Linked DNA regions of Homo sapiens: region 1 is linked to region 2. A link is a loop called in an ENCODE intact Hi-C map of the cell type or tissue named here. Cell type or tissue: B cell. All regions are shown on one strand. Each heading gives the region's core, and the rest is flanking DNA. Links, peaks and the distances in the headings are about the cores only.

Region 1 (15,089 bases), core at 2,654-10,653, 220 kb before region 2:
CTCAAGATAGATTAAAGACTTACATGTAAAACCCAAAACCATAAACCTCTAGAAGAAAATCTAGGCAATACCATTCAGGACATAGACATGGGCAAAGACTTCATGACAAAAATGCCAAAAGCAACTGCAACAAAAGCCAAAATTGACAAATGGGATCTAATTAAACTAAAACGCTTCTGCACAGCAAAAGAAACTCATCAGAGTGAAGAGGCAACTTACAGAATGGGAGAAAAATTTTGCAATCTGCCCATCTGACAAAGGTCTAATACCCAGAATTTATAAGGAACTTAAACATATTTACAAGAAAAAACCTAACAACTCCATCAAAAAGTGGGCAAAGAATATGAACAGACACTTCTCAAAAGAAGACATTTACATGGCCAACAAACATGAAAAGAAGCTCAACATCATCGATCATCAGAGAAATGCAAATCAAAACCACAATGCGATACCATCTCACACCAGTCAGAATGGTGATTATTAAAAAGTCAGGAAACAATAGATACTGATGAGGTTGTGAAGAAATAGAAACGCTTTTACACTGTTGGTGGAAATGTAAATTAGTTTTGTGGAAGACAGTATGGCGATTCCTCAAGGATCCAGAACGAGAAATACCATTTGACCCAGCAATCCCGTTACTGAGTATATACCCAAAAGGATATAAATCATTCTGCTATAAAGACACATGCACATTTATTGCAGCACTATTTACAATAGTAAAGACATGGAACCAACCCAATGCCCATCAATGATAGACTGGATAAAGAAAATGTGGTACATATACACCATGGAATACTATGTAGCCATAAAAAGGAATGAGATCATGTCCTTTGCAGGGACATGGATGAAGCTGGAAGCCATCATCCTCAGCAAACTAACACAGAAACAAAAAACCAAACACCATATGTTCTCACTCATAAGTGGGAGTTGAACATTGTGAACACATGGACACAGTGAAGGGAACAACATACACAAGGGCCTTTTGTGGGGTTGGGTGTAAGGAGAGGGACTTAGAGGTTGGGTTTATAGGCGCAGGAAACCACCATGGCACATGTATACTTATGTAAGAAACCTGCACGTTCTACACCTGTATCCGTATTTTTTTTAGAAGAAATAAAGGAAAAAAAAAGAAAGATGGCTGCAGTCATCCTAGCCATCATTCCGTTATGACATTTAGATGGAGAAGAAAGACAATCTCTTCCTGTGTGACTGCTGATCTTGCTTCAAGTTCACTGGTCCTTTCTTCTGCTATCTCAAATCTGTTATTGAGCCTTTCTAGTGAAATTTTCATTTCTAATTTATCTTGTCATTTTTTTTTCTTTGACCAGTGGGCAATTTAGAATTGTGTTGTTTAATTTCCACATACTTGGGGATTTCCCAGATATCTTTCTGTTGTTAATTTTCAGTTTAATTCAAACTGGTCAGAAAAAATTATCTGTATTAAGTAAATCCTTTCATATTCATTGAGAATTTTAATAGTCCAAAACATGGCTTATCTTGGAGAATGTTCTATGTGCAGTTGAAAGGCATATTCTACTGTTGTAGGATGGCAGGATCTACCAATGTAAATTAAGTCATGTTGTTTGGTAATATGTTTCAAGTCTTCCCTGGCCTCATGGATTCTGAGAAAAGAGTGTTTCCCAACATAATTGTGGGACTCTGAAGCAAAGTCTCCCAACATAATTGTGAATTTGTCTATTTCTCTTCTCATTTCTGTCTTTTCTTGATTTACATATTTTGAAACTCTGTTATTAGATGGATATATATGTAGGATTTTCATGATTTCTTGATGATTCATCATGATTTCTTGATTTGAACCTTTTATAATTTCAAATTTTCCCAGTTTATCTCTGGTATTACTTTAATTGCTAGTATTGAATCCTACTCTGTCTGATATTAACATGGTTATCTAGCTTTCTTATCATTATTAGGGTTTGTATGATATCACATTTCCATCCTTTAACTTTTAACCCATTGGTGTATGTGTTTTTAAATTCTTATAGATAGCACATAGATAAGCTTTGCTTTTTAAATTCTGGTCTAACAATTTCTACCTTTTAACTGGAGCGCTTAGCCAATTTACATTCAATGTAATTATCCATATAGTTAGATTTAAGCTACCATCCTGCTGTTGGTTTTCTATTTGTCCCATCTGTTCTTCCTTCTATTTTTTTCTCTTTTTCTGACTTCTTATGGACTGAGTATTTTTTTAATGTTCTATTATACTGTCACTATTGGCTTATTAGTTATACCTATTGGTTTTTGTGTTTTTAAAAACTTTGAGTTCACAAAATATACTTTTAACTTATTCCAGTGTATATTGAAATCCTATTAAATCACTCTGTGCATAGTATGGAAGAACCTTACCACAGCATACCTCCATTTTCCCCATATATCTTTTGTGATATTATTGTCACACATCTTGTTTACACCTTTGCTATAAACCACACAATATATTATTAGTGTTTTACTCTATACAGTCAACAAAAATGAGAAAAAAAACTACTCATATTTATCCATGTATTTACTATTTCTAACATTCTTTATTCCTTTGGGTAGAGGGATGATATGAGTTTCCTTCTCATATCATTTATTTCTGCCTTAAGAGCTACCCCAACATACTTTTGTAATGCAAGTTTGCTGGTGACAAATTAACTTCTTTGTTCTCTAAGGAAAAATGCTTAATTTTGCTTTCATTTTTGAAAGATTGGGGCATGGGGTATAGAAGTCAAGGTTGATGGAGTTTTTTTCCTTTTCAGTATTTTAACCATATTACTCTGTTTTCTTTTGGTTTGCATAGCTTCGAAATAGAAGTCTGTGAAGTTCATAGCTTTGTTCCTCTTGACATAATGTATTTTTCTACTCTGGTTGTTTTAAGATTTTCTTTCAATCATGGGTTTTTAAAAACTTGATTGTAATGTGTCTTGGTGTGGTTTTATTTGTGTTTATCCTGCTTGGCATTCATTCAATTTCTTGGACCTATGGGTTTACAATTTTCATTAAATATGGAAAATTTTGGCTGTATCTTCAATTTTCTTCTGTCTATGCAATCTCCTTCTGGGATTACTGTATACATATGTCAGATTGCTTGATATTGTCCCATAAGTTGCAATTTTATTCTTTATTTGTTTATTTTGGCTCTTTCTCCTCCTGTGCTTCATTTTGAATATTTTATATCACTGCGTCTTCAAGGTCAGTAAACATTTTTTCTTCAGTCTAATCTGCCACTAATCTCTTCCAGTGAATTTTTTATTTCAGATATTTTATTGTTTATCTCTAGAAGTTTTATTTGTTTTTTTGTATCTTTCATTTCAATCCTTATTGTGTTTCTGCCTTCTTTTGAATCCTTGAAAATCCTATTAAAGATCTTGTCTGCTAATCCCGCAATCTCTATCTCCTCATGCCTGTTTCCACTGTCTGAATTTTCTCCTGGTTTTGGGCTACATTGCTATGTTTCTTCATATATCTAATAAGTTTTGACTGGATGATGTATATTGTGAATTTTTCATTGAGCGCTGGATTTTCTTGTGTACCTTTAAGGGGTGTTGAACTTTTTATGGCATGCAGTTATTGGCAGATCAGCTTGATCCTTCTGAGGTTTGTTTTTAATCTTTTAAACTTTCTTAGGGTGGGTCATGAATAGCTTGAATTCTAAGTTTGTTTAGCCCATTGCTAAGATGTGATTCACCTGAGGTCTCCACTGAAGGCCTGAGAGTCTGAGAGCTCTTTTACTCTAGCTAGTCAGAATTTGGTCGTCTGTCAGCCACATGTGAGCTCTGCAAACTGTTCAGCTTACAGCTCCCTGGTTGCTCTTTTCTCAGCTCTGTGGATCTTCACTCTATGCTTATATGATTTAGTGTTCAGTAACAGATTCAGGGGATCTTGTGCAATTTTCTGGAGCTATTTCTTTAAGCAGCTTCTTCCTCTCCAGTACTCTGCCTTGCAAATTCTAGCCCCTTCAGCATTTCTGAACTGCAATTTCATTTCTTCAACTCCGAAAGAGCTATGCTCTACTTGAGATCACCTTTCCCGCAGAAAGTGCCTCCAGACAGAAAGTCAGGGTGGTAACAAGCTCATTTTGTTCTATCTTTTTCGGTGTTGCCCAGTGTCTGAAAACTCTTGCCTTATATATTTGGTTTGTTTTTTTAGTTAACAGTGAGAAGATAAGTCTAGTCCCAGTTACTCCATCATGGCTAGAAATAAAATCACCTAATAATCTTTTAATATCCATATCACTTAGCATAATTCTACTTATACAGTTCAAATATTTTTGAATAAAATATTAAACATTTCTTTGCTGAATTATTACTCATAAAATATTCATGCATTTGTGTTTTCACGACATTGTACTAAGCACCATGGAAGTTTGCATTTTATGGAACAATCTCTTCCTAAAAATTTCATCTGATTAAAATGTAAGAGAGATTAAAATGTATTCACAAGTAGCATAAAATAAGATTAACTGTGCATACAAGTGTGGTTTTAGATGCACTTAAAACAAGTCACACTTTCACAGCCATTTAAATCAGCCTGATGGGGTCTCATAGGAGGTGAGGGTAGGGAATAGAAGCCAGCCATGTCACTGGCAGACGCGAAATGGAGTCAAGAATTGTTACTCATTTCCATAGATGGTCACTTAGCGGATCTGGAAAACAAAAACAAAAACTGCTCCAGAAGAATCAATCTACTGTATTAAGTATTTCTTCACAGATTCTGTGAGGGAATATCTTTGTCTGTTCTGAGGGAACTACTGTAAATACAGCATCACACCATTCAAAAGGAAATTTGCTTACATATTCTTGGAACATTTGGAAGGTTTTTCCTTTTTGCTTTGTAAGAGTAAACAGACACTATGTGAATTTTTAAAAAAACTTTTCAAAACCTAGCTGGGTGTGGCGGTACATGCCTGCGGTCCCAGATACTCAGGAGGGTGAGGTGGAGAACTGCTTGAGTCCAGGAGTTTGAGGATGCAGTGAGCTATGATCGTGCCACTGCACCCCAGTCTGGGGGACAGAGTGAGACCCTGTCTCTAAAAGACAAAAGAAAACCTTTTCAAAAACTCTTTTCTATTGAAGGCAATCAGGTGTAAATTTTTCTTTCTCTGAAACTCTAAACAACTCCTTAATGTCACCTGGGCCTAACCATATCTCCACCCTCAATTCTCCTCACTCTCCCTTTCACCCCTCACTTGCCTCAGGGCTTTTGCACATGTTTGGGAAGCTCTTCCTCTCCCATCTTCCCCTCCCTTTCTTACTTGGATAGCTCTTTGTAATTTTTTATGTTTCAGCTTAACTGCCTCAAAGAGGCCTCCCAGGATCACCCAATTTAATAATACTGTTCCTTTCATTCTCCCCCCAAGGACTATTCTTTTCCTTCAGATAATGAATGCTGGTTCTTCCTGGCCTGTTTGCCCTCAGATCTATGGCCTCACCCTTTCCCTGGCCAGCTCTATATCTCTGGGGAGTGACCCCTGTGATCAGACTTGCTTTCCCAGACTACCTTGCTTTCTGACTTCTGCAGTGGCTAAACCTTTGGGAAGTACTGATGGACATAAAAAAGGCAGGAGGAAGAGAGAAGGTGAAGTTTTTCTTCCTTCTCTTGTAGTTTTGATTTTACCTGCCCAAAGGCTGAAGATCCCCTTGTGTCTTCCACTCACACCAGGCACCCCCTTTTCTATGGTCTCAGTCTCCCTTGGGCAGCTCCTGTCTTGGTTCCGGTTCTCCTCAGATGGTACCGGGACCTGCACTCTGATAACATCACCTCTTCTCTTTGTCCCTTTGTTGAAGGACTTCCTGCCGTGAACCTCTGGGTTCCTCCACTATCCCAGACTTTCTTGGCACTTTCATTACCCAGATAAGTAACACATTCCCTGCATTCAATTCCCTCTGCTCTACATATTCAGTTTCTCCCTTTCTGGTTGAATCCTGACTGATACAGTATCAAATTGTAGATCATTGGCTAGTGTTACTTTCAATCTAATGTCTGAATACCCGCCCCTGCCCACACACACATTCCATGAGAACAAGAACAATATCTATTTTCTTCACTACAGAATCTCTAACACCCAGCACAGTGCTTGGCTTTGGGTTGTTGCCCAATTAATATTTATAGAATAAATGCTTGAAAGGGAAGGTGGAAGGGATGAAATCAAATTTACCATCGGTTCCAGGTGACCTGAGTATGCTCCTCCCGCTGCTTCTGTCCTGTGGATGGGGTGAGTGGATCATAGAGAGCAGTCCTTCATGGTTATGCAAAGAAGTTTTCCTGTGAGGAGACCAGAATGCTCAGCTTTGCTGCTATTATTATTTTCTCTTTTCTTTTTCTTTTTTTCAAATTCAACTTTAGTGGAAAGAAAACTTTCTCATTTCCCATTTCAGCTCACTGAATTATTCATCAAAAATGTTCTGCTGGTATTTCCTCCTCTGTCAGAGTTCTGCCGTTCCAGAAACACTGCCCTGGAGTTGCAATCAGAGCAATTAGCAGCCCATTACGGGATGCGCCTGTCCATGCCCTCAGGTTCCCGACCTGGGGCTGTGCTGATGGAGAGCCAGCACTACCATGGAGTCTGATGCGTGTAGGCTGGCCTGAGCTCCTAGCCCCATTAATTGATGGGGAGCCCAGCAGGATCTTCATCTTCCTTTGCCAGGATCAGCTAATCAAGTAACCAACACGCTAACAGCTCAGGACTTTAGCTAACACCACCCTCTTATCTGACAAGCTGATTCCATTGGACCTCAGTTTCCTTAGCTCTAGAAATGGAAGGACAGCCCTTGACTGCCTGCCTCACAGCACCATTGTGGCTGTATGGGCCCACCTTGACTCTCAGCTCTGTCCACTGCTGGGGTTCCAAAAAGCTAGGCAAATTGGTCAAATGTGCCTCTAGAAGTCGATTTACCTCTAAGGATGATTTCTCTCTAGAGGGTGTTTCAGTTTTGTTACAAGCTTGTCCCTGTTACACAACTTCCATCCCTAGAAGGGAGGACAGATTTCTGCATTCCTCCTGGTGTCACTCATCTGCATCTGTCCTCAAACCCACCCTCAAGGACCCATTTCTGTGTCCTACTTGTAGCACTGAAAGATGAAAGAGCTCCACAGCAGCTCTTTGGGTAAAATAAGAGAGATCATCCTCCCTACTATCATAGGTCTCTCTGGCTTTGTCGCCCTGGGGCTCTGGGGTGCCACCTCAGCATCTGGAGTGCTGGTATTAAGCTATATCTCTGGGCTGTAACTCAGCCCTTCTTCTCTGGGTTCTGCCATGCTGGGCAGGACTCTGCAAACCAGGGCTCTCCTTTGCCAGTGGCTCCCTGACAGGCTCTGCCATTAGGGGGTGCTAGAGAAAATGGAAGCTGGAGGAGGAAGCAGGGACCGGCTCCACCCTGCCTGCTTTTTGCTTCTGTGAGCAGCACCCAGCAAGGCTTCTTCTCCCTGGCAGCAGCAGCTCCTTCCAAAAGCAGCTGGTGAATCCACATTGCAGTTTTTCCACTTTCCATTTTGCAGAATGAGATGTATCAACCACTCCCTGGCCAGAGACATCGTACAAGCTGCCCAGCATCCCCTCCTCAGAGCTCTGGGTCTCATGAGCTGGGAAATGTGAACACCAGCTGACTGCCTCTCCAGCCTCACCCCCAGTTATCTTCCAGGTCCCTCCTCAAAACTTCCAAATCTTTTAACAATCCTAACCTCTTCCTTTGTTGTCTCCAGCCCCAGAGATGGTGGCTGCTGCCTACAGCTGCTGCCTTTGTTCTAACTTCAAGTACTCTTTTAAATCTTTTCAATTCCACAGCTAACAATTCTTTGCATTAAATTGTCTCTCCTCAAATAACTAGAAGTTTCTGACTCCTGCCAGGTTCCTAACTGATTGAGAAATAAGAGCTTGGAGCAGAGGCAGGGATGGAAGACAGCAGGAAGTGATGGCGGCTGGCAGAACCTGGGGGCACAGAGGATGCAGGACTGAGTGCGAGAAGAGGACCGTACTGTAGACCTACGGGTTTCGATGGCCAGCTGGGCTGTGTGTGAGCCACAACTGAGACGCCTTCCAGGGACTGCCAGAAGCACCTGCAGGGATGGTGAATCAGGCTCTTGAAAGCACAGCACGAATTTGGGAGCTCTGAGCTCAGAGGGCAGGGGATACTTGGCTAAAGAGGCTTAGTAGCCAGGAAGCCCTTCACACTGCAGCCTGTGTCTGAGCAAGTGAGGGGGCAACTGAATGAGTGTGCCCATCACTCCAGATGGTAAATGGAGAGAGGAAGGGATGCTTTCTCTAAGGGCGTCCTGGCTGGACTCGTCTCCCCCACAACCCTCAACACAGACACTCTCCTGCCTGCCTCCTATCCTAGGGTTTGGCAGGACAGATAGTCCAGGCGATCCCCTGTGACCAACCCCAAGCCCATGCTTCCTTCAAGGTCAAGTTTAGATGCTGCTGCGTCCATGGGACTTCTAGGATAACCCTCTCCCCACAACCATCTCTCCTCGCACCACATTGATAGTAGTGACTGCCAGTACCACTCACTGGGCCAGAGGAACAGTTCCCAGAGGGATAGACACTTTTCCTACCCTCAGTGGGGTGTCAGTGGGAAAGAAAGATAAAAAACTCAGCAGTGACTATCTATCTATCTATCATTTATCTATCTAAACTAATGGCACCTAGTAGGTGTTTGATAGGTAATTATTAAGTAAATAATGGATGAATGAATAGATGGATAGTAATGAATGGATGGATGAATAGATGAATGGATGGATGAATGGATGGATGGATGGATGGATGGATAGACAGACACGCATCTCCCCTAAGATGGAGAGGCAGGTAGTCTGGGGCAGGGCCATCTGTCACTGAGTCTTCCTCGAGTTCTTGATACCAGCATACTGTCTGACATGTCTATCCTTGGATGAGTTCGTGACTGGAGTAGGATAATGAGCAAAGGTGTAGAGGAAGGAAAAGCTAGAACATATAAATGATCTGGGGCCAATGAACTCTCCCACCTCCTGCTGCCTGCTCCTGGTATCTGAAACTCACCCTGCAGATATTTCCTTTGGTTCAACACTGCACACTTGGCCAGTCCTCTTCTGGCCCAGCTTCACCAGGAGCTGTAACATCCAAGCGGGTCCTGGACCAAGCAGCTGGTCCAGAGCTTTCTTTCCTAATGGGAGGAAGCTTGAACCACAGAAGTCCTGGGGCTGTGAGGCAGGCCCAGAGGAAGAAATAAGGTGGAAGAGGAAGAGAGTCCACTGGGACAGATCTCCCTAATCTCACAATACCACTTTGTATAAAAACCACTCTGTAGCAACAAAAGTAAAAAAAGCTGTACAGTACTGGTGGCTTTGCTTTGAAGCTCCACTCAGACAGGGGCCATGAGTCAGGAGGAGCAGACAGAGGAGGAGCAGACAGAGCCTACAGAACTTTTACTAGGGCAGGCATGCTCTTGTGATCCATACCTGTGGAGAGGAGGAGAAGGAAGCAGGGCTAGGTAGAGGGAGGAGGTTTCCGGGGCTGGGGGGTTTCTGAAGCTGGGTGGGCTTGCATAATGTTCTAACTTGGGGGGTCTGCAGGACTTGTGTGTCCCGGTGTTGATTAGTCATTGGATGCCACTGTTCCTGAGGAGCGGTGTGGCCTTGGTGTCTCCAGGAGGGCTAGTGTCTCAGGGCAGCTCCAGGCAGCACTCCCAGCAGGACAGCTTGGGGACTAAGCCTTCATCTCTACAGGGATTCTGGGGGCACCTTGAAGAAATGTTCATTGTTGTATCCTGGAGGATGCAGACCATACTCCTTCCTCTTCTTATCCAGGCTCAGTCATCCTCCTCTGGCCTCTCTGCTCCTCTCCTCCCCCACTCGCCCCCCTGCTGCCTCCGCAGCCCCAAGCCCTATAGCCCCGCATTGCATTATCGGCTGGCTGCTGCTGTCAGAGTCTCCGGGAAGATAATCTATCCGGAAAAGTGCGTGCGAATTACTAAATCAATAAACACTGCTAACCTCTTGATTCACTGCTTCTCTGCAGAGAACCCCTCAGCCCTGCAGCATTTCGCTTTAATAGGAGGAAAGCGAATGTGCTTAGTGGGCACAACCCACAGGCTGAGAAGGGAGGGGCAGCCACACGCGCCTAGGCGCCCACGATTAGAAAGCACCCCTCCTCCACCTCTGTCTTTAAGTTTCAGTCTCACAGAGGTAAGCAGCAAGAAAGCACGGGTCTTGCTGTGTACTTGGACTCACCTTCTAACCCTCAGCCCTATGCAGACGTCACCTTAAAAGACCCACCCCAGATTCCATCCGTGTAACATCTTGCCCTCACCAAGTCGGGGCAAAGGGTATAAACTCTGATTTGCTTAAGGTAGGAAGTATTGTCTGCTCATCCAAAGCAATTTTAAAGAAGAAGAAAACTTTACAACATGCAAATTCAAATCGTAAAAGCTGTTTTAATGATTAATAATAGCCACAGCTAAAACCTGCACAGTGCTTATTGCTTATTCCATGCAGAACATCATTTTAAGCTCTCTGCATAGATTAACTCACTTAATACAACCACTCTGAAGTGGTTATTATTATTACTGTTATCCCCATTTTACAAATGACATTTTGTTCTCTGTTTTAGAGACCCCAGAGAGGTTAAACAACCAGCTCAAGATCACACAGCTAGAACATGGAAGAGTCAGAATTTGAACCCAGGGCCCATGCTCGAATAGGTCAGTTCCATTCAACACACATTTGTGGCAGAATAACTCAGAGGTATTAATTTTTTCCTCCCTCCTCCCTTAAAGAAGGTAACAGAGTACTTTATATTTCCTTTCCTGAGAGATTTCCAGGGCAGAAAGGAGTAACTGCTCCAAGATAACCATTTCTTCTGCTTTTTGTGCAAGGCTGCACTATTCTGGAGATATGAAACCCATGCTTCCTTACTGCCTACCTTGGCGAATGCTAAAACTCAGAAACAAAAGCTGGAGGTGGGGGTGTCCTTAAGTGTGGAGATTGCAGTGAGTTCTGCCCTGCAGCCAGCACTTGGTCTCTTTACCAGGGGGCTGCCCTTGGAGCCCCGTGTTGCCAGTGCATACCAATAGCTAGAAGTGTCCCCTGAGCAACATTTGATTGAGGACTGATGAAAGAGTCCCTTGTCTCTGATGGGGACATGCTAATGTGTGGCCTCCACACCAGCCCTCCATGCCCTCACACCCTCACCTGACCTGCTTTTCCACGCGCCTCCTGGATTTTCCAGGGAACACTTGCTAATAAGGCATATTCACACAAATCCTCATCTCTCGGTCTCTCCTGGAGAACCCTGCATAAGACACCACACTCAGGGCTAATGGGCCAGAGAAGAAACAGCATCATCAGGGTCCAGTGGGAGCTGCAGCTTGGTGGAGAGGAAGTCACTGTCCAGGCGGCAGCCCAGGGCAGGGAGGGAGAAGGGAGGAAGTACTCCAACCACTCTTCTGTGCACTGGTTCGCTGGGCCCTCAGCTCAGAACTGGCATTAGTTCACTTCTGCCACATTCTACTGGCCCAAGAAAGTCACAGGCCTGTCCAGATTCAATGGGTAGGAACATAGACTCCAGGGAGTGGTGCCAACTTAGGGCCATTTTTATAGTCTGCCACACTATCCATGCCAGTGTACCCCTTGGAAGAGTTTTCTGCTCTCCAGTTTCAAAACTGCTGGGTTACCTAGCATGAGTGAACCAAGGGCACCCAGCTACTAAGTGGAATCTCGGGAAATGGAGCCCGGGCAGTCAGATTCCATAGCCAGGGTTCTGAACCCATCACTCGCTGCTGTCTTCCTGCATGAGCACAAGGCCTAGGGCATGTAGGGTACAGTCAGTGTACGGTGGTTTTAAATTAGCCACCACAGATATGGAAGAAACATATTATTTATTCTATAAGAAATAAATGAAACTGGACTCTGAGCTCTTACGGAGTTGAAGGAGAATTCTATTCCCTTCTCCCCGAAGGCATGCCATGGTCCTGGTGTCTGGTGAGAACACAGCATTCTTTGAGGAGCCTTCTATCATCAGCTCACTCTGTGATGCCTAGCAAACAAGCCTGCTGAGGCCACTGGAAACTGACCTGGTGGTGGGGCCTCAGGACCTTATAGACTGGACCTTGGGGGCTATAATGGCACCCCACAGTCCTTCCCCTCTGAGGCTGTGCAGTTTCCTTGCGGCAATGCTGGAGACCTGAGAAGTCCCCCATCCTTATGTGTCCACCATCCTCTGCTCCCTTTGCAGACTGTGGGCTTTCTCTCTTCCTTTGCAAAAGTTTTTCAAAATAGGAAATAAAAATCAATGGAATTTGCACATCTAGTTTTAGATACTCTCAACTGTCATGGTGTATTGGTTGTAATATTCTTCCTGATGTGGAGGCATTCATTAGGATATCATGGGGGAGGGCAGATATTAATATCGGGAGGGACAAAAGCATATGCCCCTCAATACCATGCTAGTGGCCTTTCATTTCCTTTCCCAATGACCTGGAGGAAGGGGAGGGGGGTAAGAAGAAACAAGTCACCCGACTTGTAGGTCCGTCTTGCTTCCTGCTGTTCACTGGAGAATTGTCTGGCAGATACATGCCCTTTGTTTCCAAGCTGACTCTCTTTTAGAAACTACCTCAAGCTTCCACCAATCACGAGGGTGTTAACCCTTCTAAAGTCTTCCATTCCTACCCAGAAATTAAGCCAAATACCACAAAGTCAGGGAGTGTCTCCATAAGTTCTTTCACTGTGCCATCATTAATGGGCTGGACCAAGTAGATGGAAGTGTTCGGGAAGAGCTGCAGTGGAATTGCTTCATGGTGTCCAGTGGACTGAGGAGAAGAAAAGGTCACCAGGCTATCTCAGTCTGACCTCAGCATCCCCCTTCCCTAGTGTTCTGAAAACAACGCAGCCTCTAGCAGAGGTCTGCACCTTGACCCAATGGCTGGCCAACCAGGCTCAGTCTCCATTGCTTCCTGGGCCCTGTGACAAAGAAGTGATGGCAGCCCCACTGGCTCACCCTTCAGTAACCTCTGGGAACACAGTAAGAGGAAGGGGAATAAACTGAGAAGCTCAGATGGCCATGAACATGCCTTGCATTTTTCCAGGGAACCCATATCTCCATGGTCCTCGATGCCACCAACTGCTGGCTCATTAAAGGGAGGCATCATCTCTTTCTGGAGTAGGTCATTCTCAACTTGCCCCCAGACCCATTCCTTGCTCTTCATGGCCCTGTTCTTTGTCCTAGAGGCTGACTCCAGGCTCTCTTGCTGGACTTCTAGCTGGGTTTGACCCATGGGAGATGCGGGCAGGAGACTGGGGTAGTGAAGAGCGGTGAGGATGGTCATTCCCCCTGCCTGCCTCCTGCCTGCTCTGCTCCACTGCAGCCCCTCCTCTCATCAGGCTCAGATCACCGTCTTTCCTCCCCTTTGTCCTTTCAGTCCTAGGGGTGGCAACAGTTTCCTGATGGTGCTGGTCTCTGGATGCTTCAACATCCCCATCTGTCCCCTTAACCCTGCCCACTCCTCTGGAAGTATCCTCTTCATTAAATCCTTTATTTGAACCATCCAGGGTGAATTCTGCTCCCTGTCCAGCCTGACTGGTACAATATGAGGTGCCTCCCTCCTCTGAAGAGGAAGCAGGCAACGTCTGTGAGGGCCTGGGCTGTTGGCAACAGGTGCACAAGGAGCGAGAGGGTCCACTTCTCTCCACAAGACCCACCATTACACTGGGCCTCTCCTGAGCTCTGGTAGAGCCAACCGCTTTTTCCTCAGCTGCAGTGACCCAGGGCTTAATCTGGGCTTAATACAAAGGGCTGCAGGCTGGGCATGGTAGCTCACACCTGTAATCCCAGCACTTTGGCAGGCCGAGGAGAAGGGAGGATCACTTGAGTCCAGGAGTTCAAGATCAGCCTAGGCAATCTTGGATAAAGGTGTCTTGGGGTCAAGAGTTCTGCTTCTCTGTCCTGCTGGTTGTGTGGCTTGGGGCCAGTTCCACCACCCCCATGAGGCTCTGTTTTCTTCCAAGGCTCTCCCAAGGATGCAGCAGGCAGGAGATATGACCTAGTGGGCTCGAAGGAGACAGGTCCAGGTGCCAAAGAGGAGGACTGCAGGCCTACAGAGGGGTGGGGACAAACTGATGGGCAGACCTGGAGGCCGGCAAATTATTCACAGCAGCCAGCCAGCACAATGCAGCACCTGGTGGGTGCTGGGCATGTTGGCAGCGGTGAAGGGTCCTGAGGGCTCATAGTTCAGTCACAGGGAGCAGTGCCCTACCCCACCTCCCAAACAAGTAAGAGTCATGGTGCCTGATCCATGTGCTCAGTGCCCAGTGCAGATGCAAAATGGTTGGGTGTCTCAGCGGAAGTGCCACAAAGGGGTTATATTCAAGATGGGTTTTTCACTGGGATGAGAAGTTGGTGAGGACATTTCAGGCAGAGGGAACTGCGTTTGCAAAGCCCGGCTGGGATGAAGCAACATAGTAGAGTAGACGAAGGCAGGCCATTCAGAGCGTCTGAAATGTTGGCGCCAGACAGTCTGGTGGGGGTTGGGGTAGAGAGGAGAAGCAATGTGGCCATTGCAGGGTCTCTCAGGTCAGGTTCCCCAGAAGTGAGCCTGAGACAGGGATTCTTGTGCAGGTGCCTGGTTGAGGGAGCGCTCACTGGAGAAGGCAGCGAGGGAGGAGGCTGGGGTGGGGGAAGGAACAGAACTAAGATGTTCTCTTGGGCAGGGTCTATCTGCAGTCCCATTCCCACTGCAGGAGCTCTGGAGCAGGCATTAATCTGGGCTTAAGACAAAGGGCTGCAGGCTGGGCATGGTAGCTCACACCTATAATCCCAGCACTTTGGGTGGCTGAGGAGGAGGGAGGATCACTTGTGTGTGGTGGGGGTCGGGGTTGGGGCCTGTGGCTGCAGGGACTGGGGTGAGCAAGACTCCTGGGTTAGATGGTTCCTGTATCCACACAGCTGTGGCAGCAGCCACACTCACTGCAGCTAGGGTGCAGGGGCCTGCAAACAAAGGGGATCTGGGCTAAACTTGGGAAGCCTTCACCATCTGCCTTCACATCCAGGCTCCTCCTGTGGACCTCTTGCTCTGGATCCCCCAGGAGACAACTAAGCTGGCCTGATCTGCCAGTCAGCAGGG
Region 2 (15,089 bases), core at 4,479-12,478:
CCGAATGTCTTCTTATTAAAGCAGGAGGTTCACATTCCTGCAGAATCTGCAGCCTTATTGTTGTGTGACCACAGGTAATGGGAGACAGCTTGCATCCTCTGGCCCTAAGAGTCCTCTTTGATTCTTTCAAGAGGGCCAGTTGAATAAATAAGTTCAGCATAGACAGATCAGTCACTCTGAACTTTACATTACCTGCTTTAGGGTTTAGGTTCTTCAGATCACCCACTAGGGTTCGAAACTGAGCAATCTCTCCAAGTGACGTCCTACCTAAGGCAGACTGTGAGGGGAGGGTGAGTCCCTCACCTCCATCGTCTGTGTGGCTATTTAAATAATTCTTTTGAAAGGGCACTGTGACCAGCAATTACAGACCCAGCTTTTAGACTCAACTCACTTCTTACTCTGACCTTCCTTCCTCAAGTCATTTTCCCCCTCTGGACCTCGGTGTCTTCATCTGGAAAATGAGATGATTGAATTAGGTTATCTAGAATCTTGCCACTCAAAATGTAATCAATGGGGCTTGTTAAAACCACAGAATTTGAGGCTACGCCCTAGACCTGCTGAATCAGAATCTGCAGATGATTCATGTGCACATTAAATTTTGAGAAGCACTGTTCTATAAGGTACCTTCCAGGAGCTTCAAATTCTGTGCCTTTGAAACCGTCGTTACCCTCCTGTACCTTTCCTGTCATTCTCCTCATGTTCCTTTTGTGAAAGCCTGTCTTAAAAGCCATCTGGTCCCTGGGCCTTCCATCATCAGCATTGCTGCTGATTCATTGTGCCGCCTTCTAGGTAAAGAGGCCTCATATTCTTTCATGCCAAGGATGAGGGGCCAGGAAATCCAGAGCAACTTAAAAGCCCTGAAAAGTCAGGAAGAAAACGGTAGTTAAAATTCTGAGCAAGCCTCATGCAAGTCTGGGTCACTAGACACGTCAGGATCACAAAATAGATTGAATGTTCCAAGAGTAGGGAGGAGCAGAAAGCAAGTTAGAGAACCAAAACCAACAGCAAGGAAAATATTATAGAAGCATGCAGGAAACCTATTTCCCATTACTGCTTGTCAAAAACATAGGCTGATATACACCCACGAAAAAAAGATTATAAATTTCCCTTGTTCTTTTCCTTCACTGTTTTGAAGAGGAGTTTCCTATGGAGTTGGAGTTGTGTTGATTGGCAATTTATTTGTGAATTGTTTCATGAAACCAAGGCTTCTCTTAGCAGTTTTCTGTTGTTCACTACAATTAACCATGGTTTAGTGGAAACTTCCTTTTCTCCAAGCCAACCTCCCCACCCGACCCCACCCCACCGCACCTGCTTCAAAGGATATCACCACTTAAATAACAGGCTCCTAAAGCTAATGGAAGATATACTTTTCCTGTGCTCTCCCAGAGCCTTCTGGTTTTTTTCCTGCCTCTTTGTAATAGCACATCAGCAACTATTTATTCTCATATTATTCTCAGGGAACATGGACAGTTGATGCATAAAACAAAAGAGTTATTCTTCACTCACATCTCAAGGCTTAGTCTGGGAACCCAGGGCACTGCAGAACTCTGAGACATTGGATTAGGGGCAAACTAACATAGTCATGACAGAAAATAAGCAAAATGTCTACTCTGTCTGTGAACCACTGTAATAAGCAGTTTATTGAACAGGTCCTGAGTGGGCCAAGCTCTTTGTAAGGAGAATTAAATGAGATAGTCTGCAGTCACTTTTCTGCAGGTAAAGAGACAGGTGAAGTAATTGCTCAAGGTCCCAGACCCAGCAAGTAGGGGTGAGGGTCCAAACCTAGGCCTCCTGGCTCCAAAGCTCATGCTCTGAGCCCCTGTCTCTTCCATTCTGGCTGTGAAATACCCCTTCCCCATCAGCCTGTTTTCCTGCATATGTTTTTGTTTTCAAACTGCCAATTATTTCTACTTAGTGTTCAAGACCCAGGTAGCAGTCTCCTCTTCTGGGGAGCCTTCCCTGACTCCCAGTTACCCTCATTCTACTCCTGGCAGGGCCAGCAGCAGCTCCTTTTTTTAATGTAATGAGCACTCCTCTCATAGTGTCTTAAAGTGAATTCTCCAGTGGTCTTTCTTTCTCATTATTAGACTCTGAGAACCTCAAGTCAGAGTCAGCCCTGACTAGCCATCTGTGTCCATCCAAGTACGCAGCACAGTGCCTGGCTGGAATGTCCATGTCTTTTCTTCCGTAAGATGAAGAATGTGCAGGTTCTTTGTGTTAAAACAATCCAAATAAATGATACAGAAAAGATTAGCATGGCCCCGTCACAAGGATGAAACGCAAATTCGTGAAGCATTCCGTATTAAAAAATAAGAATTAAAAAAAACCCATCCAAATAGAAGGCATGTGTGCTCATGCATATGTGAATGGATATTTCTCTACACATGTGCTATGTTCTGTTGCAACCTTGCACTTTAACATGTATAACTTATAAAAGGAGGTGGGGCTAACGCTATTTTAGTGACTCATGGAAGCAAGATGGCAGGTGCTTGCCCTCTGTGGCAGGGAAAACCTCTGTCAAAACTCAGAGCCCTCTGACACCCTGATTAACATTTCACAAGATGTCCGGGGTTTGTTTCTCTCCATCAAAACCTTGACTTTAGCCATTATTCATGCAAAACTGCTCTGAACAGGGGTCAGCAGAGCATGGCATGTTCAAAAAGGTGAACAGACGTTCATTTTTCCTTGTGGCTTCCCTGTGACAGATAGCTCTGTTCTGAGGCTCAGAAAGGGAGAGAACGGACTCAGAGTTCGGTGACCATGTGAAATGCACAGATCACCCCCCAGGTTGGGCTTCTGGGCAGTGTGTATAGCATAGGTGTTAAGAATGTAAGAGCCTGGCTTGCACTGGATAGCCAAGTGTCTTTGAGTGATTGAAGCCAGTGAGGTGAGTTGTTGCCTCATTCTGTGATGTGAGAGTAATAGTACCTTCCTCAAGGGCTGCTGATAGTATTAAGGAAGTCAGTAGATGTGAGGCATTTGGACAGCAGCTGACACACTGTTAGTGCTGTGGTTGTTGGGTTCTTGCTGGTCTGCCTGTTACTAGACTGGAGGCTCCCAGAAGGCAGGTCCCTCCCCATCATCAGTTTGTTTTTGTTTTTGTTTTACTATAGACTCCAGCGTAATACATCAGGCCTTGGCCTTGGTGGGCAGGTTGGAACAAATTGTGAGCTGATGGAGAAGTAGAGGCACAGGTTGGCTGTGTGGAATTTAGTAAGCTCCATTTTGTAATCAGTGATTGTTTCTTAAAACAAAACTGTCCACAGGCCCTATAACCATGGCAGGTCCCAGCTAAGATTCTCAGCTGAACCAGTGAAAAGCAGTCATCCTCCAAACACCAGAATCAAGATGGGGGATAACATGATCCATGACCTTTTAACTACATGAAATCTACTTCTAGTAAAAATAGTGGATGCAGATGGATGTTAAGGACATCTGCTCTTTTAAAAGTCCCACTGTCTCTCTCTTGCTGTTATGTTATTACTAGAGCTGTGGCTATGTCATTGCATCTTCTGCAGTTTTTAGGAAAGGGTTAGTGTGACAGAACGGGCCTTGCAGAAGGGAGAAAGCAAGGCAGGCGGGAGAAGGCTGGGCTCTGTTGACACAGAGTTAAACTCGGGCCTCTGCACTCATCCTGTGAGCAGATCTTGTCCCTGTGGTCACAGGTACCGTACAGCTGGGCCTGGCCAACTCGGTGTTTGGCCTGGACCAATACCTCACCTTGGTTTGCTTCTCCCCTTGGCTGCCTAAACATGGGTAAGACAGTGATGTGCCCTTGCACTGGCACAAAGGGGACAACAGAGTCCTTAGAAGGAGGGTAGGGTGAGCGTCCCTGCAGGAGTGGGATTCCCTTTGGATCTGACCGCCCATCAGGTCTCTGCCAGAGGTGACAGCCTTGGAATGGTTGTGGCCTCACCCAGCACATGGAGACACCACTTGGTACATTTGGGAAGTGAAGCCAGCCATGAGCCAGAAGGGCAACTTGGTTTGTCTCAGCAGGAACCCACAGCTGCCATCACGAGCTGGGAGCCCTGAGAAACGGTCCTCCTCGCTCATTTGCAGAACTTCCTGACTGATTTGGGTCAAGATCCCCCTGCTGAGATGGCTGCCCTGCAGCTTGCTGTTGGGTGGGACAGGGAATTGTTACCACTTCGGGTGAACAACGAGATTCTCAAACCAGAGAGTCCGTATCTTGTGTCCCCTCCATCTCTGCCTCAGTGCATGCATGAGCTTGGTGCTGCCCTCAGTACCTTGGGTGGAGAGGAGGGTGTGAAGAGAGGGATAAGATATTTGGATGGTTGATTAGTGTCTTAGTTTGGATTCCCCCAGCAGTATAAGTTGCGTGTCTGGGAGGTAAGCCCAGGCAGCACTGGTTAGGGGAGGGGGGAGTGAGACAGGGAAGGAAGGAGGCCAGGACAGCAGAATTCACTGGAGAGTAGTCACTGCAGCCCCTGAGGGGTGAGGGAGCTGGGTGGGGCATTCACGCACCAGCTCCCATGGTCACTGGGTCTAGGCTACTCCTGGACTGTTAATGTACAGGCACTTCCAGCCTGCCACCCTGCAGGCCAAAGCAGCCTCAGGCCAAGAGTCCAAGTGTGCACAAAGCCCTTGGTGGACCCAGCAGGTGCCAAGAGGACGTGGGCTGGGCAGCCCCTGCTACAGTTGGCTGGGGGAAGGGGTGTTTGCTTTTGTCTTTAAAGCAGATTAAGATTTAATCCATTGTACAAGAGGGAAAACTAAAAGTGGGAAGCAGCCCAAGTGTCCACAGACAGATGAATGGATCAACAAAATGTGGCCTATTTGTACAATGGAATATTATTCACAAGGAAGGAAATTCTGACACATGCTACATGGATGAACCTTGAAGACCTTATGTTAAATGAAATAGACCAGTCGCTAAAGGACAAATATATAATTCCACTCATATGAGGCTCCTAGAGTAGTCAAATCCAGAGGCAGAAAGTAGAACAGTGGTTACTAAGAGCTGTGGGGAGGGGAGTGGGAAGCTATTGTTTACGGGGTACAGTTTGGGAAGATGAAAATGTTATGGAGTTGGATGGTGGTGATGGCTATACAACAATGTGAACGCACTCAGTGCCACGGAACTGTACATGCAGAAATGGTTACAGTAGTAATTCTTATGTAATATGTATATGTGTGTATATATATGTGTGTGTGTGTATGTATGTGTGTGTGTATATATGTATGTGTGTGTGTGTGTGTGTATATATATATATAACACTTACCACAATAAAAGTAAAGAGAAGAGAAAAAGGGAAACGAAGGCCCATCATCTGAGTAATTTCTCCAGAGCTACCCAGTGGTTCCCTGGAGAGGCCATGAAGAGCCTGTGTAGAGGTGTCTGCTGTCCCTGTAGGTGCTAGGACTCCTCACCTGGCTTTGTCACCTCCTGGCCAGCCGAGGACTCCACAGCAGGGACAGAGCAGGTGTTTCTGGGTATTATAGCTCAGATTAATTTGAGTCAAGAATGAGACTTCCTGGTGTGTCAGAGAATAGGCCCCTTTGAATGACTCACCTGGCTCTGAATTCCATCGCTAGTTTTTGTCATGAGGAAAGTGAAGCTGGCTCCTTGAGGACCCACTCTGCATAGGAATGATGCTCTGCACCAGAGGCAGAGGGATTAGATCAAAACCTCTGCCCCTTCGTTAATGTCTTACAGGCAGATGGGCATGTGGACAGATAAGTGACATTTAGGCAGAAACCCGAAGGACAGGTTACTGAGGCTGCCAGGTAGAGGGGGACTGAGGGAGAGCTGGGGAAGTGTGAGCCATCCTTATGGGAGGGATGAAAGGTTAGAGTGGTAGAGAATGACATGATCAACTTTTCTTTTTAAAAAATCCCTTGTGCTGCAATGGGGAGAGTGGATTAGACTGAGGGAGGGTAAGGAGAGGCAGCCAGTTGGGAAGTGACTACAACCTTCCAGGTAAGATGTTGACAGGGTGGCTTGCACCTGAGCACAGAAGTGATGTCGCTGGTCTCACATGAAGGTCTCCCAGGAGGGTCAGGATATAGAAACACTTCAGCATCTTTGGAGAAAAACATCTATAAATCATAATCTACATTTAAGTAGAATTTGCAATGTATTTAATCAGTTGTAATGAGGCCCGATTTATATAGAAAACTGAACAGAAATTGGAAACCTCATTTTGGGTGGTTTGGAGGCCAACAGAGGTGGGATTGCCTCTTACTGCACCTTCTCTGGTGCACAGGGCATTGAGAGACTCCAGGAGGGGCTTTGCCATCTTTTATTCATTTATGCCCCTGTTGTAAAACAGAGGTCATACTCTATCTTTGTATGCTTTCTGTTTGTATCTCATTCTGCTAGATGCTGAGAGATAAAGAGATATATGAAATAAGGAATTCTGTCTCCAGAGATCTTCAATCCGGCTGGGGGTGTCAGACAAGGGCTGGTTAAATGGGTGTCTTTTGTAGCTGTTCAAGGCAGCCAAAAGTAGGGCATGATTAATTGTTTAATGATAAATGAGACAGAAAATACAGGACTGTAGGAAATGAATGGGACAAAAAATGCAGGACTGTAGGAAGCCTCAGGGAGAGCCCCCTAGGGTTTTCCAAGCCAGATCTGGACTCTAGAAGGATGCCTAAGATTGGGACAGATCAGAGAGGCTTGGGTGGGCTCCAGTGACTCACTGGAGCTGCAGAGGAAGATTCATTCCTACAGGTGTGAGGAGGCTGCAGGCTGCCCTACAGCTGGAAAGGGACATCTCCACTGCATGCCAGGGCCAGGGGCTTGTGCAAACTGGGAAGCCAAGCAGTTTTGAGCTGGTGGATGATATGTTCAAATAGTGTTTTTAAGACAATTTATTGGCCACAGTAGGTAGAATGACTAGAATGAGAGACTGCAGTGGAGAAGCCATCAAGGAGGATGTTAAGAGAATATCACAAGAGAATCAAGAGATGGGGTGTGGATGGGGAGGACATGGAGGGGCAGATGTGCCCCACATTGTAAACCAGCCAGGTGAGCTGCAGGCTGCTCATCAGGTTTCAGTGCCTGCACTGGGTTGGACCAGCGGGTCTAAGGACTTGACCCCAGCTGCACAATTCTGAGGCTCTCTGACAAGGAGTGGGGGGTGAGTTGATGGCAGGTAGAAATTGGTGTCAGGGTGAAGGAGGGGATAAGGGGTGATGGCCCTGGAAGGGGGTCAGGGGAGCGACTTATTTCAGGCATTCTGATGTGATGTGTTGGGGGGCATGCAAGGAGAACTGTCCATCAGATCCAACAGGAAGAGGATGAAGGGGAAAGAAATGGCCATTGGATGTATCTTTTAGAAGCCCATTGGGGCCTTCAAGAGTGTGAGGTGTGTAGGGTAGCAGAGTTGTGTGTCCGTGGTCAGGGGCCCAGGAAGAGAGATGGCACACTTACCTGGGTAATTTGAGGAGGGTTTAATAAAGGGATTGTGTACAGGGGTGTAAGCATGGCAGCCAGCCTGCAGGGACCAGAGGAGGGAGCTATAACCAGAACCTGAGAGAGGCCTGTGTAGAGAGGGGCCCTGCAGAGTGAGCCTAGGGTCCCAGTGTCCTGACCCCGCTCCCCTCTTGCCAGGAGTTAAGAGGGCCATTGATGAAGTCCCTCCCTACCACGTGTCAGCCTCCTGGAGCTCAGGGCCTGGTGACAAAGGGAGGAGAGGGGATTGGGGAGGGGCAAGCAGAAGACACCGCAACCAAGCTGCAGGGTGAGGGAGACAGGGATGATGTAGCCCAGACACGGCGGCAGGTTAATGGAGATGGTGGAAGCAGAAAGGGGTGGGTCCTGGGCAGCCCAGCAGGTGATGGTTGGAGGCTAGGAGCACAGCTGTGGTGCCTGTAATGGGAGGTGGGGGGAGGGGAGTCGGGGGTGACTGGAGAGCAGCCAAGATGGGAAAGGGGTAGGTTTGAGTCACAGGATATGTCACTGGTCAGTCCTCCTTCCAGCAGAAAAAAAAAGAAAAGAAAAGAAAAAGAAAACTCATAATTGAAGAGAAAAGAAGAAATATACTTGAGATACCCATGAAGACCAAGTTATAATGATGAAGAGTACACAGTGAGCTCCCAGGAATTGATGAGCCTTTCTGTCCTATGATTTGCTTTTTTGAAATCAACAGGAATGAGAATTTGCAAACTCTCCCTCCCCTTAGTTTATTTTCTCTGAAAGTCTGCCCCAACTGGTACATGAGAATAATTTCCTTAAACAAGTAGCCTGGTGGGAATCCATTCTTCAGAATCTGCATGTTAGCAAGGTTTGCCCTGGAGCAGGGCCCCTCAAGCTTTCGTGTGCACTCGTGGGGATCTTGTTCAGTGTCTGTGCCAATTCAGCAGGTCTGGGGAGCCCAAGATCTGCATTTCTAACCAGCTCTCCAGTGAAGAGCTGTCGGCCTCTGGAGCCACTGTGAGTAGTGAGGTCCTAGGAGACTTTTTCTAATGATTAGGATAAAACAAACAAGAGCCTAGATGGTTGCAGGTATAAGAACCAGATGGTAAACATCTACATGAAAAAAACACACCGCGTAGCAATGAGCTTGCTTCTATCCTGCCGCATCGCCCTCTGCTGCCCTTCTGAATAAATAAAGCCCTGCTTCTCCAGGAGATGTTCTCTGCTGGTACACACTGGGTGTCACTTAAAAGCAGGTGCTGCTGGAGGCAAAACCTTTCATGCACATTGTAAATTACCTGAAAAGAGCAGTGGCATCATAAATAGCTTGGCCTTGTTCTTTGCTGATTTCCTTCCTCTTGAAATAGTGCTCTAGTTCACACTACATGGTTTTTTACCACCACCCCTCTCTCCCTGCCCCTCACACACTAGAAATGGTTTCCTTCAACTTATTGGAGTGATTTAAGTTCATAGATGGAGGCAGACATTTCATGAACTCCCATAAATGCCTCCTTAACACCACTAAGTTCAAGGCTGGTGTCCCCATCCTTCTGTCTGTTGCCAGTAAATTTTTTAAAAGGCAGGTCCCTAGCGTCCATTGCGCTCACTAACTGAAGAGGCCTATTACAGTTTTACTGGATTTGAAGAGTACAGCGCGTTTGAGGATAGGGATTTCTCAGACCCTCCTCGCTCTGGGCCCTCCCTAAGTAGAAGCCGATGGGAGGACAACCGGCAAGCATCTGGTTTCTCAACTCCCAAGGGTCAGAAACTGGGACCTGCCTTTCACTCACTACCTATTATTATTATTATTATTTAGTTCTAATCTTGGGGTGACAAGTTGAGAGCTAGAGGTGTAGTTATTTTCATGAGGTAGTTTATATTGCACACTAAGGTCTATGAGGTGGATAAACCTAACTGCCTCCCTCCAGCCCCAGCTCACCCCCACCCCCTTCCACTGCCTGTTCTTAAACTTCCTTTCTAAAATGCAGATTGAAGCATTTGTTACCCCACGTGGTCTAGAAATACCTGGGTTCAGCCATCATTTTCTTCTCTCTTTCCTGATTGAATTCTTCATACCCTCTCAAACCCACCAAGCAAAACAAGTTCACCTGTAATCTCTGGCTCATGCTAGATTGTGGAGACTTAATTTACTCCAAGTGGAATCACCCCTTCACTTTAGAGAGCCCAGGGGGAAGCATGCTGCAGTGTCCTAATAAGAGCAATCACCAGTGAGCAGTTACTGTGTGCTAGAGGCTATACCAAGCCCTCTATATGCCGTAGCTCATTGCCATGTCAGATGCCTCTGTGAGATGGGGGTACAGTCACTTCCCCATTTCACAGAGAAAAAGACTGGGACATGCATGGATCCATACATCTGACTCTGGGTAGTCAGTTGGGTCTAGTGGCATTAGGCCTGCCCAGCTCCAGAACCCAAACTGCTAACTCTGCTCTCCAGCGCTAGAGCCTGCTTGAGCTGTTTGCATCCTAGCCAGATATACTCGTTGAAAGCCTCAATCCTATGGGGGTTTGGAAGTTCAGGTGACCCAGATTTGAACCGCTCCTTAATTAAAACACCTTGGTCTAACATGGTCCCAATGTGGAACTAGGTATTTAGTACCCTCCTCTGAGTGTTTCACAAACATCTGTATCCAGGGCTTTTGTTAAGGCACACCCTTTTAACGAAAAGTCCCATTCCTGCCTCAGGTCCCTCTGCACCTTTCAGGGACCCTGAGGAATCTGTGTTTAGGCGCTCAGCTGGTGCCCAGCCGCAGCACTGTTCCCGGGAGTCTCGGCAGCAGTCGCTTGTCTCAGGAGGGTCTGGATCTGGTGCATTCGTTTCTGTCTGATTGAGTTAGGCACCTCATATATAAAACTGCCAGACCCTGCCTGGGGTGTCTCTGAAAGCTGGGGTATTTCATTGGGTTGAGCAAATTTACAGTTCAACCAAAGTCTGTTGTGCACCTTCTAAGAGCAAGCCACAGACAGGGTGAAGTGGAAAGGCCAGATGGATATATAAAGCACAAGCCCTGTGTCTAGGGCCTTAAGGACACTGGCAGTGACAACGTATGTCCCTAAAGCACAGCATGGTGGCTTTATAACGTGCCATGGAAAGCTGAGGAAGGAAAGAGAGATTGCTGATTGCTGGCCAGCAGGGAACTGGAGAGGCCTCTTGGAGGGTGGCATTTGAGATGAGATTGGATTGAGGCAGTAGGACTCAGGCAAATCTTTGAGGAAGTGAGGCACGGCAGGTGGAGGCAGGGAAGCCCCCCCTTACGATTTTGAAGAGTGTCTGTCGGCGTCTGAGGGCCTGAAGCAGTGTTGCCATGTGTGCTTGGGAAGAACCAGGTCTAGATCCTCTACTTTTAGCCTACATCTAGAGTCTTCCCCCACCCAGAGCTTTGGAGACATTCTCATTTAATTCTCACCCCCATCCCTCAGGGGTATAGACTTTATCATCTCCATGTCATAGGTGAAGAAACTGAGGCCTGGAGAGGCTACAGGATTCACTCAAGGCCACACAGCTAAAAAGTGGTAAAGTGAGGGGTGAAGCTCCAGCAGGCCCTCTCAAGTGGCCACGTTCTTTACCCAAGATTTCTGCCTCATTGTAGTTAACCCTTCTCATGGAGAACCAAGACTAATCTGCAAAACCACAAGGCTTGAAAAGCACTGGGAGCTGCCCCTTCACCATGAATGAATTCAGGTGTCTTCAGGCCAGATCAGCCTCTGAACCTACACCTACATGGTGTAGAAGATGGAGATGCCTCCAGAACCTTCTACACAGGCCCCTACTTGGTGGCATGAGCCTCCAGGGTGGAACAACCACACCACAGGGGCGAGTGAGTGCTGAGAACCTTCTGCCTCTGGCCAGCCAGTAGCTCACCAGCCAGCCACATGCATGCATGTGTGCAGAGCCCCACCAGAGAGTGTCATGCCAGGGAGCTCCTGTCTCTTCTGAGCACCCTGAGGCAAAGGGAAACAAGGCATAGCAAATTAAAACAATTGAAGGCACATCACTTGTGCCTCTTTAAGGTAGCCATAAATACATAATTCTCAAACCTGCTATTCTGATTCCAGGTAATATGTTTTAACCATGGTCTGTGGGCTCTGGAAAGCAGCTGTGAGGAGCAGAGCAATAAATTGGATTGTAAAAGCACAGGATAGAAAAATGATTGCAGCATTTTTACAATTACCTGGTTTTCCTCAGTCCATAGAGGAAAGAGTGCTTTCTCTTTGTACTTCTGTGATAAAAGATGTATCCAGGTTAAGTCCGTGTCACTATTGTGTCATCATAATCTAGCATGTATTGATTGTTTGCCGCTCACCAAGACACACGGCCTCCCAATTAACCCTCGTGCCCACCCGACCAGGCAGGCTCGTCCATCATGTTTTTGCTTTTCATGCAAGTCAGCTGAGACAGAGGGGCCAAGCAGGGTTCAGAGCCACAGGGCTGGTAACTGTGGCAGCCAGGACCCCAACCCAAGGCATCAGACTCCAGAGCATGCTCCTCCCAAGAGGAAAAGTTTTGCTTTTCGTTACGTTACTGTGAGGAGAAGGAAAATAGGTCAATTTTCATTCTTCAAATCACATTTTCAACGGGGATTCAGTCTCTGGGCCCTCGGAAACTCGAGCACATGGTCCCTCTAACTGGAGCAGCCAGGTCCCCTCTTTGTACTGGGGGCTGGCAGGACCAATGCTTTGTGTGCAAGCATGCTGCTGCTTTCATTATCTTCCAGCACATTATTAAGAATCCTGCACATTATAAAAGTGAACTTAGATCTGTTGTACCAAGTACAAGCCACTTTCTATTTTTTGCTCTTCTACTTAAATTTTCAAAGATTCTAAAATAGCAGTTGCCATTTTTTACCACCTTCTCTTCTGAAATATTTAATTCTTCCTTGGGAGGTTTAACATTGTGTTGCTCAAGGATTAACTTCCATTTTTTGAAGACAGTCTATTAGTCAAGGCAGGCAGAAAATGGATTTCACCAAGTGGCAGAGACGAAGGACAGCAGTGCAAGCGGAGAGAGACAGGGAAGCCTTGCTTTTGCGTTTATAAAGCCACTTGCCCATCAGCAAACCTGGGACCAACTGCCTTTATTAAACGCATACTGATTTTTAAAAAGCAAAGTTTCCCTGCAAAGACTAATTTTAAGGGGATTAATGCTCAATGAATAATGCACTGGGGAAGAACTAGTACAGTAATATGTAATTGGGAGAGGAAGAATCAAAGGTGATGAAGTACACAAGTCACCTTCCAGATGCAAAGCAAGTTGGAGACGGATGGTGGGTCTAAGGCCAATTGGAACATGTGGGCAGCTCCCAACTCACCAGCTGGAATGGGAACAGCCAGGATCATGGGCTGCTGCTGTTTCTCTAATTGTCTGTTTCTTTTTTTTTTTTCTTTTTTCCTTCAGAGACAGGGTCTTGCTCTGTTGCCCAGCCTGGAGTGCAGTGGTGCCATCATAGCTCACTACAGCCTCAAACTCCTGGGCTGAAGCGATTCTCCCACTTCAGCTTCCTGAGTAGCTAGGACTACAGGTGTACACCACTATGCTCAGCTAATACTTTTTTTTTTTTTTTGTAGAGATGGGGTCTCTGTATGTGGCCCAGACTGGACTCAAACTCCTCATCTCAAGCAGTCCTCCTGCTTCAGCCTCCCAAAGTGCTGGGATTACAGGCGTGTTTCTTAATAACTGCCAGAGAAGAGGGGAGGGAGGAAATCATGAGAAAGATGAAAGCCTTGGTGATTTTAGCCTTTTTATGTGAAGGTCCTAATCCAAGCCTTTTTTCTGTTAGATGATGAAGTCAGATGATGCTGATCATAGGTAATTCTGTAAGATCTCTTGTTTGGGTCAGTTTCTGGCCTCCATTTTCCTCTCCCCTTGGGCTAGGCCCAAAAAGCTTGAAGTTTATTCCTCTCCAGAGACAGCTTTTTCCAACAGCTTCTTGTGGATAGCCGCAATGGGTTACTGCTGTCCTCCACGTGTCTTTGCCTTCTTTCCTGCTCTGTTCAGCCAACAGGACTTCATGTAATCTGTGGGGTATGCAGTTTTTTGCTTCTTTGACCCAAAGTATCAGAATTCATTCACAGTGGTAGTGGAAGAAAGGGACAGTTACGGCCAGGCGCGGTGGCTCATGCCTTCAATCCCAGCACTTTGGGAGGCTGAGGTGGGTGGATCACGAGGTCAGGAGATCGAGACCATCCTGGCTAACACGGTGAAACCCCGTCTCTACTAAAAATACAAAAAATTAGCCAGGTGTGGTGGTGGGTGCCTGTAGTCTCAGCTACTCAGGAGGCTGAGGCAGGAGAATGGCATGAACCCGGGAGGTGGAGCTTGCAGTGAGCTGAGATCGCGCCACTGCACTCCAGCCTGGGTGACACAGTGAGACTCCGTCTCAAAAAAAAGAGAGGGACACTTTCTTCCCTTAATCCTAACTCAAAAGAAAAATTTCTAAGCCATGATGTTAGTTATGAGGTCAATGTGGGAAAATGTAATTCTTGGCCAATGAACTGCCAAGTCTGATTCCTAAATCCAGATTGGGTAGTGATGAATTGTTAACTCTTGCCAACTTTTGTTTTTTTTTTTCTTGAAAAATAAATGGGGCTCCTAAAAATTTAAAAGAAATTATTAGGATCCCATCTTTAGCACATTTCTGCCTTGCTACTGGCTCCTTGGGAGACACAGAGGACACTGCCAGTTTTCTACTTTGCTTCAGGATCCCTTTCTAACACAGAGGTACAGGAGCCCCCTGGATCTGGGGAGCTGTGAGTGCGCAGGGCTTCCTGAGATGCTTCACAACAGGTTTCACCTGTAAAGGTGGGCACCCACCCCTCCTGGGAAGGCAGGCCCTCTGGCTCCCACATTCTCAACGCTCTTTCATCCCCAGGTTTGCAGTAATTACAAGGCCAGGCACAGGGTGGAGGAAGTGTGTGGAGAATGCCTCCCAACCTATAGTGCCTAGGGCTAAGGGGCTCACACCTTGCTGCACATTAGAATTACCTGGGGCAGGGAGGGCCTTTTAGAAACCCTCTTCCAGACTCACCCTAGACTAAATAAATCAAATCTCTGGGGCAAGGGATGCAGGCATCAATACTTGGTCGAACAGCCCACATGAATCCATTGTGCAGCCACGTTCGAGAACCACTGATCTCAACAGACCTCCCGAGGCAGCATTGGGAAGAGATTGATTCAGAATGATACCTGCCTGCATCCTAGTCCCCTTGTATTTAGCAGGCTCTACAGGTCACTGTTTTCCATACTTTTCCCATTGCTTTTTACTTTGTTTTTGACACATTTATTTTGCAGCTTCAGTTTCCCTCTACAGTCAGTCAGACACAAGCTTTAATAGTCATGGTTCTCACCAAGAAGGCAGTTTAAAGCTTTAAGCAGTATATGAGCTTATACTCTTTGTCTGACTTAGTAAATCTGCTGTCTTTTAAGCAATGGTAATGAAGACTTCACGATTCCATTGTAGTTGTTTTGTTGTATTTAACCAGATTTTCTTTCTAAAAGCAAGGATGTGTTTTGGCTTTAAAAGATTATTATAATTCTTTTAAAATTAAGGATGCCATTGACTTTGGGGCCAGAAAATTCCTTTATTCTAGAATTCTTCTACCAGTGATTACAGTAGGTCTTTTAAAACATTCTACTGATTTTTTTAAAAATTTACATTTAAGGACAACAGGTATAAAGTTGAAGTAC

What was found. Peaks named below come from ENCODE experiments on the same cell type or tissue, not always from the same donor. Only the 100,000 strongest peaks of a DNase experiment are listed, where the experiment ranks them.
Region 1: a loop joins it to region 2, with 25 times the contacts of the local background. A loop is called at or near these places in 5 of 110 quality-filtered maps.

Annotation. Positions count from the first base shown.
Region 1 is chr3:43,848,540-43,863,628 of GRCh38, forward strand. It overlaps LOC107986081 (a long non-coding RNA gene), which reads right to left. Exons shown (of 3, transcript XR_001740673.1): 2 at 6,158-6,264. Among named protein-coding and RNA genes, the nearest start is that of ABHD5, 170 kb to the left of the region's middle. RefSeq lists enhancers at 6,183-6,684, 7,510-8,011, 8,012-8,511. In B cell, for the core only: a CTCF peak has its summit at 7,304 (motif pointing right); a DNase peak (open chromatin) is centred at 7,332; H3K27me3 peaks cover 2,828 bases.
Region 2 is chr3:44,068,880-44,083,968 of GRCh38, forward strand. The region is part of intron 2 of LOC124909489 (a long non-coding RNA gene); the gene reads left to right. It also overlaps the pseudogene RNU6-367P. Among named protein-coding and RNA genes, the nearest start is that of MIR138-1, 38 kb to the right of the region's middle. In B cell, for the core only: no CTCF peak of the experiment used is centred there; a DNase peak (open chromatin) is centred at 8,552.